3 separate regions of the Homo sapiens genome follow, and all the other regions are linked to region 3. A link is a contact called in ENCODE Hi-C or POLR2A ChIA-PET data. All regions are on one chromosome and are shown on one strand. Each heading gives the region's core, a stretch centred on a gene start or an enhancer-like site at or near the end of the contact. The rest is flanking DNA. Distances are from core to core; before and after follow the strand shown.

Region 1 (2,818 bases), core at 1-2,500, 480 kb before region 3:
GTGTGGAGGTGCTCTCTGGCTAAGGGGATAAGTTGTTACTGGTTTGGGTCTGCTTGGTTTTGCCTTGGGTGGGGCCGGTGTCGATGGGGCAGGCTTGGCACGAGCAGTGGTGCCATGGCAGGGCACTGTGGCATCTCCCCTAGCAGTGGATTTGGGGTCCCTGCTTGCCTCACGTGGTGCTTACACACATGTACACACACACACACACACACACACACACACACACCTTACACACATGTACACACACACACACACACACACACACACACACACACACACACACACACACACACACACACACACACACACACCCCTGTTCTGCAGGGCTTCAGCGTGGCCTTCATTCCCGCCTCGCCTCGGCCTCTTTTCAATTAAGAAGTGATGCCACTTGAGGCAGGGTCTGCATGATCACTTCTTGGGTTTCAGTTTGAAAGCTGCCATCCCTGCGACTGCCCAGGGCCTGTATGTTGGGACCGAAGCCAAACACCACTGTCCTCCAGGGGGCTTTCGGCCCGGGGCAGGGTCCCCAGTGCCCGCCTTCGAATCAGACTCCGCGTTTCCGCCTCTCCCTGGGCGGACCTGCCGCTAGAGGGCGCTCCTCCTCCGCAGCCGGCGCCGGCCTCCAGCGCCCCAGACTCCCGCGCTGCCGCCCGAGCCTGAGGTTTCTCACGGCGTTCGGGATTCGCGCTTCGGAAACCGGGAACAAAGAAGCAAGCAGCACCCTTCAGAAACAGTGTTCTCGCTCTCCTAGCAGCTGGCCCGGGCCCGGAGGCTGGTGCCAGGAGAAGGCAGAAGAGCCCGGGCAGCCGGAGTGGGCTACGGGGTTCAGGCAGTGCCAAGGAAGAAGGGCCTCACAATGGGCAATTCAGCTGCCTCCCGGGCCGTTGTCCCCGCTGTCTTCAAACAGGGGTCCCCTGTCCCAGCTGCCCCAGGAGGAGGGGGGGAGGCAGGCAGGGCCGAAACCCTCCAGAGCCCAGAGGGGGACGCTTGGTGGCCGCTGCAGTTACATAACCATAGGATGCTTTTGTACCGTGGACCTTGTTCTAGCAGGATCCTTTCGGAATTGCACTTTTACATGTTGGGCGAATTTGTGTCCGTGCTGAAGTTTATTAAAGGAAAATAGATGGAGCCTTGGAGTTGCACGTGTGCGTCCCTGCCTGGGAACTAGAGGAAGGAGGGCCACATACTCTGGGTCCCCATCAGCAGACCCGAACGTCAGAGAAGCTGCATGTGCGTCTACTGGGATCTTCTGAGTAAGCTAGAACTGCTGGGCCGGCCTGTGCAGGTTGTTCTGGCTTTTAATCGTTTCCAGTGATTGAAAAGCCCAGGCTACCATCCCTCCAAATAACTCCAGTGCTAACTCAAACCTCATATTCACCATTCACTTTCCGGCAGCTTAGAACCTACCGGGGCGCAGGACGTAGTTTTCGTCTTTACCAGAGTGCGTGGCCGGGCGCGGTGGCTCACACCTGTCATCCCAGCATTTTGGGAGGCCCAGGCGGTCGGATCGCCTGAGGTCAGGAGTTCAAGACCAGCCTGGCCAACGTGGTGAAACCCTGTCTCTACTAAAAGCACAAAAATTAGCCAGGCGTGGTGGTGGGCGCCTGTAACCCCAGCTACTCGGGAGGGTGAGGCAGGGAGAATCGACTGAACCCAGAGGCAGAGGTTGTAGTGAGCCGAGATCATGCCACTGCACTCCAGCCTGGGCAACAGAGTGAGGCTCTGTCTCAAAAAACAAAACAACAACAACAAAACAAAAAAAGAGTGAGAGGACAAAACAGGTGTATATTCCCATTTTATAGATGACATAACTGAGGCCCAAAGAAGGAAAGTGACTCACTCAGTGTCACAGTAAATCCACGGCAGGACCAGGGCCAGAACAAAAGTCTCCTGAGTGGCACTCTTCACTATCACATAACACTGTGGCTCGCAACAGCCCTGGAAGCAAAGCCAGTTGGGGTCACCAGGCACCTAGACCCTCACTGCTTGTCTGCTGGCAGAGAGCCGCTCCTTCTTGTCAGAGTAAGTAGGAAGGAGGCCTTTGCCTGTGCGGACCTATGGTCTGGTGACTCCAGCCAGCACAAACCCATCCCCTGATGGTTGGAGGCTGGGCAAGGGCTTCTTGCAAGATGCGCCTGACAGTGCCTTGTTACAGAGCACCTGCTGTGCTTAGCATTCCACCCGGGGCCAAGAGGCTGTGTGAGCAGGTGACAGCCAGCCTGGCCCCGCCTGTCACAAGCTGCTAGGTCTGCACCCTTGCCACCCATGGCAGGGGGTCTGACAAAGACTCCCCATTTGTGAGGTCTGTTCACTGCCTGTATTTCGAACAGGGCCTGGCTCTGCAAACCTGTGCAAACTGTGTTGATATAGGAGCCGACATGAGCAAGCAGAGGCTCCCCTGGCTCAGGCAGCCCCAGGTTGGGTTGGCCAGACAGCAACCAGGCACAGGGGCCAAGTGCAGGTCCTGCTACCCAGCCACCACAGCTTCCTCTCACCTGATTCTCACAGCAACCCAGGCAGGATAGGCAGGGTGGGGTTATCTTATTTTGCAGAAACAGGCTTTCCCAAGTCTGTCACCAAGTGAGGGGTAGAGCTGGGTGTCCAGCCAGATCTAACCTCCAGCCCAGAGCTGGTGATGCGGAAAATCAGGGCAGATGGCAGCAGGATCTAAAATAGGGAGGGAAGAAGTCCTCAGTTACGTAACAGCGAGGAGACTCTCAGCCTACGCACAGTAGCAACCATGGGGTCCTGCCACTCGAGCCAGACCCTCCTTCCCTTCCCGTTTTGGGCTCTAAGTGCTGCCCCCTGTGAGAGAATG
Region 2 (3,176 bases), core at 609-3,108, 330 kb before region 3:
TGAAGAGGCTACCCACCCACCTCTGTGTTCTTCACTTTCTCTCCCTGTGCGGGGAAAGTCGGGTTGCCCGTCTCCTAAGAGTCGTGGGGAGAATGGAATACGATGATGAGGGGGAAAGAGCTTTGCAAACGAAAGTACGATGGAAACAGAAAGTGAGACTGTTAGAATCAAGGAGGGCTCCACGCCAACCTGCTGACAAAGACTCACTCAGTGCCAGCTCTCTGACCGGTCCCCACACTCTGCACTTGATCCAGCCGTCACGCTACACCCTGGTTCCACACAGGGCTCACACTTGGGTGAACTGATCCAGCCGTCACGCTACACCCTGGTTCCACACAGGGCTCACACTTGGGTGAACTGATCCAGCCGTCATGCTACACCCTGGTTCCACACAGGGCTCACACTTGGGTGAACTGACAACAGTGAGCTCCTTTGGACCTTGTGGAGTCTTTTTTTTTTTTTTTGAGACAGAGTCTCCCTCTTGTTGCTCAGGCTGGGGTGCAGTGGTGCGATCTCAGCTCACTACAACCTCCACCTCCCGGGTTCAAGTGACTCTCCTGCCTCAGCCTCCTGAGTAGCTGAAATTACAGGCACCTGCCACCACAACTGGCTATATTTTTTTTGTATTTTTAGTAGAGACAGGGTTTCACCATGTTGGCCAGGCTTGTCTCAAACTCTTGACCTCAGGTGATCCGCCTGCCTCAGCCTCCCAAAGTGCTGGGATTCCAGGCATGAGGCAACACCTGGCCCCATGTTGACTCTTGTGGGCAGAGAGGACAGGCACAGGAATGCAATTATCTTGCAAGATTATCCAGACCCAGTTTCCTTATCCAAGGATGAGCTTTGATTTCTCCAATGGCTTTGTTTGTATTGTAATGTCTACTGTGAGGTCCCAGGGTCAAAAGGGCAGCATTTTTTAGATATCACCTCCCTTTTCAACAGAGAGATGGTAGTACATCCTATCTCAGGGCAAGGCTTGATGCCTCTCTTGGGCTCTAGGTCTGGTCAGCAAGAGAGTTGGTGACCCTCGGTAGGTCCCAGGGGAAATGACAACGACAAGCTCCTGCAATGTCTTGGGGTACGAGTGGGCAAATGCCGTGAGTGATGCAGAGCAAGGATGGAGGAAGGGTAGCCTTAGCAGTCATCAGAACATAGAGAGAAACAGGCAGGCACTTGGAGAACACGGAACAGGCCAGGGAGCCAGGAGGAGCCAGGAGCAAGGCCGAGGCTCCGGGCTCAGGGCCCCTCGCATCTTAGGAGTTTAAGGTTGACTCTCCTGCTTAGAGCCCACACCTCTGCAGGCCTTCAGAAGTACCACGCTGAACACCAGATAGGATTTCTCAGGTGAACATTTCTCCACCTGACTTTCCTGCTGTGTTGGGAAACAGAGATTCTACGATGGCTGACTCCAGTTACTAAGCCCTCTCTGCCTAAAAGGAGCCATTCCCCCAGCAGACTAGAAAGTGCGTGTGTGTATGTGGGCATGCGAGTGGTGAGGACAGGGGTGTTGCTTAGGAAATGGGGCTGGCTGCTCCCCATATTCCTGAAATGACAGCAGAGGCCTACATCCACAGCCAAGGCTGTGTGGGCTGCCGTGGATTGCAGACCCCAGGCCTCCTGCAGGCTGAGTATCTGCGCTTGGATACTCCTCCCCCTCAACTGGGTCTGCCCTGGCCACAGGACCCACAGGGTCCCTATCGTGGTCCTGGGAGCGGGGAGCTACGGGGGGAGCCTCTTGAGCTCCCCAGCTTGCCTGCGGGCCTGGCCCTGGATTAAAAGGCTGGCCGCCGTAAACCACAGCTGAAGCCCAGCTGTCCCTGTAAGTCTGCCCGGCCCACTTCCCGAAGCGTGTCGTCTGGAGACGATCCTCAGCTGTCTGCTGAGAGCTAAGAAACTACTTGAGCGTGAAGACTTCTGGTGCAAACGGTGCGTGTCCCCAGCTGAGCCACTGCTTTGTCCTGTCTCCCGCCAAGTCCGGCATTTCTCTTTAGCCTCATCTCCCCCGAAACTCTTTGCTTTTTCTCTCTCTGAATGTGTCTCGTCTCTCCGTCTATAGCTCTGCCTCTGTGTGATTTCGTCTCCATCTCTCTGCATGCCTGCCTGTGTATTCCTCTATGTTTACTTCTCTGTCCTGTCTGTGTGTGTCTGTTTCTGTCTCACTGTGTGTTTGTTTCTCTCTGTCTCTCTTTCTCTGCTTTCAGTCTCTCTCTGTTTCTTTCTGTCCCTTTAACACTCTGCTCTCTCTGTCTCTCGCTTGCTCCCTCTGCCCACACGTCTGTCTGTCCCCCTGTCTCTCTGTGTGTCTCTCCTTCAGTCGTCGTCTCCTTGTCTCTGTCTCCTTGTCTCTCAGACTGCCTCTTAGTTTCTCTCTGTACCGCTGTCTCTTTCTGTCTGTGTGCATGTCTCTTTCAGTCTCTGTCTCTTTGATTCTCTCTGCCTCTCAGACTCAGCTCTCTGTCTCTCGTTCCTTCATTCTTGAATAAAGTGCCCAGGGGAAATGTCCAGCAAGAACAAGACCCTCCCCGGACTCCACAGAACAGAGTAGGGTGGACTGCTAGGCTGGGTCCATGTGCCAGGTTGGCTCAACAGTTTTGCTGGGAATTCCCCTCTGGCCACAAGAAGCCATGGCCAGGGAGGGAAAGTGTCCAGCAGTGGATTCTGGGCCTGCGAAGCCAGGCTCCATCTAAGCTTACTTAAGAAGCAACAGTAATAGACCCCCCACCCCCCGCCTTAGGGAGCAGCAGAAAGGTGATTACATGCTGTGTCAGCTAATCCCGTGAAACCCTGTGTCTCCCTCCAAGGAGTCAAACATTCTCAGTCCTTGTATTCCTCCATCCTTCCAAGTGGCAGGAAAGACCTTCAGAAACCAGTGTCTGAACAAAATGCCAGCAGGAAAACCACAGGTCTCTGCTTTATCTAAGTGAGTGGGAAGAAGGGCTGAGGGATGGATCAAGAATTAATGAGGATACAGTAAGTAGAACAATGTACGACTCCATAACCTGAGAGCTTTTGAAAGGACAGCTGGAGCCAGTGCTTCTGGCCGTACATACCTGTGATCAAGTTACACCCTCTCCCCACAAAATAGCCACCTAGCAACCAATACAATATGAATCAGAGTCATAATCACGGCCATTTCTCTTGAATCAGGGGTCCTGCCAGCCACTCTTCATGTATCT
Region 3 (3,142 bases), core at 643-3,142:
GAACCCAGAGGCAGCAAGTTCACTGATGAGTCACAGCTGAATGACACCCAAGAGATAAGGGAAGAACTTCATTGTGAAAGAGCCCAGCAAACCTCTTAGGTTATGGTTGTTCTCACTCCCTATCAGCGTCACGTGGAGTTTTGCCAAAGGAAGGACTTAGTCATCAAACAGATCCTGCCAGTCATCTGGTGGCTCCTGGAGTGTGCCAACTGAGCCTTTCTATCCTCGTGGTCAGGAGAACGAGGCTTGTTAAGGACTCTTCTATTTATTCCATCTTCTTAGGACAAGCCATCAGCCCCTCTAGCAAGGCTGCCTGCTAGTCCATTCGGCACCTTTGTGCAAACTAGGAAGAAGGGATCCATCTGGGGGGATGGAGAAACAGCTTCCACAGCACAAGTCCTCCAGAGCAGACAGGAGACGGAAAGTATGGCACGTCACGGCCATCATGACCTACCTTTTACATGTGGGGAACAAGCCCAGAGAGGGCGACGAACTCGCCCAGGGTCTGTAAGTCGCTGGTTTTTAAAAAGTAGAGCTCGAGTCTCCTGAAGCCCAGCCCATGTTCCTTCCCCTGATCCAGTGTGTGATAAGCAGTAGCTTCATGGCCCCATAGGAGGGAGGCCTTCCTTCCCCAGGGCGCAGAGCAAGCTCAAGGACAGACAAACTCAGAGGGATGTCTTCTCTCTCACTGTTGTACTTACCCATGTCAGAGAGAGACATCATTTCTGAGTCTCAGAGGGGCTGATGACATAAAGGTGAGGCCTAAATGGAGGCAGGTGACTAACAATGTCTTCAGTTCATTCCCCGCATCCCCAACCACATGGGGAGTGCCGCTTTTGCCCGCCTGCGACAGTGGTTCTCAACATTTGCTGTGCCCCGAAATAAAAACAGATTGTGGGCCCCGCCCCCAGAGCTGTCGATCCAGTGGGTCGGAGGTGGGGCCTGAGCACTTGCATTTCCAGCAAGTTCCAGGGTGATGCTCACGTTGCTGGCCTAGGGACCACACTGAGAACCACTGTCCTAGAAATACGGTCAACCCACCCTTTCCTCCCTCACCTTCTTCACTCTCTTCCTCCCCTTCTCCGCCTGTTTCTCCTTTTCCGCTTCCTCCAATTCCTCTCTGGTCCTCTTCTCACCTTCCAATCAGCTGGCTCTGCCACTGACTGGATGCCTGACTCGGGCAAGTCACCTCCCGTCTCTAGGCCCGAGGAGAGGCAGTCGGCTAGGCCGAGATGCCCCTGCCCGGCTCCCCCCTCGCCAGGGCGCTCGGCCTGGGCTCCCCCGTATCCCAGATCCTCTGTGCAGCTGTGGCCGAGATGCCCCTGCCCGGCTCCCCCCTCGCCAGGGCGCTCGGCCTGGGCTCCCCCGTATCCCAGATCCTCTGTGCAGCTGTGGCCGAGATGCCCCTGCCCGGCTCCCCCCTCGCCAGGGCGCTCGGCCTGGGCTCCCCCGTATCCCAGATCCTCTGTGCAGCTGTGGCCGAGATGCCCCTGCCCGGCTCCCCCCTCGCCAGGGCGCTCGGCCTGGGCTCCCCCGTATCCCAGATCCTCTGTGCAGCTGTGCTGGGAGGGAGCTGCTGCGTGAATGAGATCATCCTCCAGCTGCCCTCCAGCCCCGACTCTGGGATTCTGACCTCTCCTTCCTTCCACGTCTGAGCTTTTCTCTCTCCAGTTAGACACGGTATCTGGAGTCTTTCTAGGGCGCGAGGAGGGGAGGATACCCTGGAACGCGGGGTAGGAGGCTGAGGCGAGAGCCCCGAGCAGCGGCGCCCGGGCCCGAGCGGGAGGCCTCCAGCAGGGGGCGCGCCGGGGCCGCCCAGGGGCGGGGTCCGGGGTCGGCGGGAGGTGACCTGCGCCCCAGGGGCGTGGATTCCGCCCGGGAACTCGCGGCCGCACTTAAGGAGCTCGGGCCAGCGCGAGGGGGAGCAGGGAGGAAGCCCGGCTGCTGCGGACCTCCTCGGACCCGGACCCAGCCCCAGCCCGGCCCCAGCCAGCCCCGACGGCGCCATGCGGGGTCCGAGCGGGGCTCTGTGGCTGCTCCTGGCTCTGCGCACCGGTGAGGCCCCGCTGTGAGAGCCAAAGGCGGGCGGGGGTCCCGGGGCGCCGCGGCCCGGCTGAGCAGGTCCCGGGGCTGGAAATGTGCCTGAGCCTGCGGCTCCGGGGCAGTGAGACGGGGGAGGCAGGGGCTCGGGGTCGAGTGAGGACGGCGGAGGGAACTAGCACTGAAGCGCAGACGGGGAAGTCTGGAAGGCTTCTTGGAGGAGGCGGCCTCGAACACCCGAGGCTTCCGACGCTCCAAGGAGAAGCGCGGGCTGAGGCGTGGTGGGGAGGCCTCGGGGTGTGGAGAGGAGCTCCCGGAGGGCGGCCCCTCCCGACGGGCGCAGGAACTCAGGAAGACTTTGGGGGCTCGGAGCAGCTCTTTCTCCCGAGCCCCCGCGGGAGAAGATTCAGAGGGACTGACCGGCAGGCGCGGGAGTCCGCCCGGGGGTTTCTGGCACATGCAGGGATGGAGGTGGAGACGGAGGCCGGGTCCCCTCGCGTCGGCGCCCCGGGGAGTCAGGGCCCGGGATGGTGGGACGGGAGGCGGGACCTCGGGGAGCGGCTCGCGGGGATCGCGGGCGGCGACCGCCGAGGGGATGGAGTTCGTGGCACCGCTGTGGCCGCAGGCGACGCACTCATCAATGCAAACGATGAAGCCACCGCCACCCCCGCCCCGTCTGAACTTTGCAGTTTCCCGCCTGGGTGGTGGGGGGCTTGGAGCGCTGCGGAGGGGAGGGCAGTTCGACTTCCCAGGCCTCCGCCAGGAGTGGGGAGGGGAGGGCTGTGGCGGAAGCTTCAGTCTCGGCCCTTGGGCTGGTGGGGCTGCCACGGGAGGGTGACCTGGTTTCGGGCGGAGTCATGCGTTTCCCTCCCTCCTGCACAGGCCTCTGGCAGTGCTGGCTGGGGCAGGGTGAATGGCAGAGGAGCTCAGGCCTGAAAGTCATCGGCCCCAAGGGGCTCCAGCACCCCTTCCTCTGGGCCCCTAGCCTGGGAGCTCTCGGGGACTCTGACCCGGTCAGATCCTGAGGCATAAGCAGAAGTCCACTGAGGATGTGGGTGTCTCAGGCTCTCTACAAGGGGGTTTACTTTCAACACAGAAGGTG

The links. A loop is a pair of places that touch in the nucleus more often than their neighbours do. ChIA-PET counts read pairs that join two places held with the same protein, here RNA polymerase II (POLR2A). Pooled maps may share reads with other maps.
Region 1: a loop to region 3 is called in a map of endometrial microvascular endothelial cells, with 9 times the contacts of the local background. The contact joins the promoter of LINC02012 here to the promoter of MELTF in region 3. A Hi-C loop is called at or near these places in 1 of 168 maps with a recorded cell type or tissue (endometrial microvascular endothelial cells), 3 of 37 single-sample maps with no recorded cell type and 6 of 50 pooled maps.
Region 2: a loop to region 3 is called in a map of cardiac septum, with 5 times the contacts of the local background. The contact joins the enhancer-like site here to the promoter of MELTF in region 3. A Hi-C loop is called at or near these places in 1 of 168 maps with a recorded cell type or tissue (cardiac septum). POLR2A ChIA-PET finds 5 or more read pairs at or near these places in 1 of 52 experiments (PC-9).

What each region holds. Positions count from the first base shown.
Region 1 is chr3:197,508,093-197,510,910 of GRCh38, reverse strand. It overlaps LINC02012 (long intergenic non-protein coding RNA 2012), which reads left to right and starts at 1,250. Exons shown (of 1, transcript NR_145451.1): 1 at 1,250-2,818. It overlaps BDH1 (3-hydroxybutyrate dehydrogenase 1), which reads left to right. Exons shown (of 8, transcript NM_203314.3): 8 at 1-1,128. RefSeq lists a silencer at 2,419-2,713.
Region 2 is chr3:197,353,538-197,356,713 of GRCh38, reverse strand. No RefSeq gene overlaps it. Among named protein-coding and RNA genes, the nearest start is that of DLG1, 57 kb to the right of the region's middle. Within about 2 kb of position 1,858, at least 18 of the 41 ENCODE cell types and tissues checked have a DNase peak (open chromatin) inside an H3K27ac peak, as active enhancers do.
Region 3 is chr3:197,028,567-197,031,708 of GRCh38, reverse strand. It overlaps MELTF (melanotransferrin), which reads left to right and starts at 1,892. Exons shown (of 16, transcript NM_005929.6): 1 at 1,892-2,055. The coding sequence starts at 2,007. RefSeq lists enhancers at 1-171, 1-475, 863-1,499, 1,500-2,136 and silencers at 1,670-2,159, 2,210-2,259, 2,450-2,629.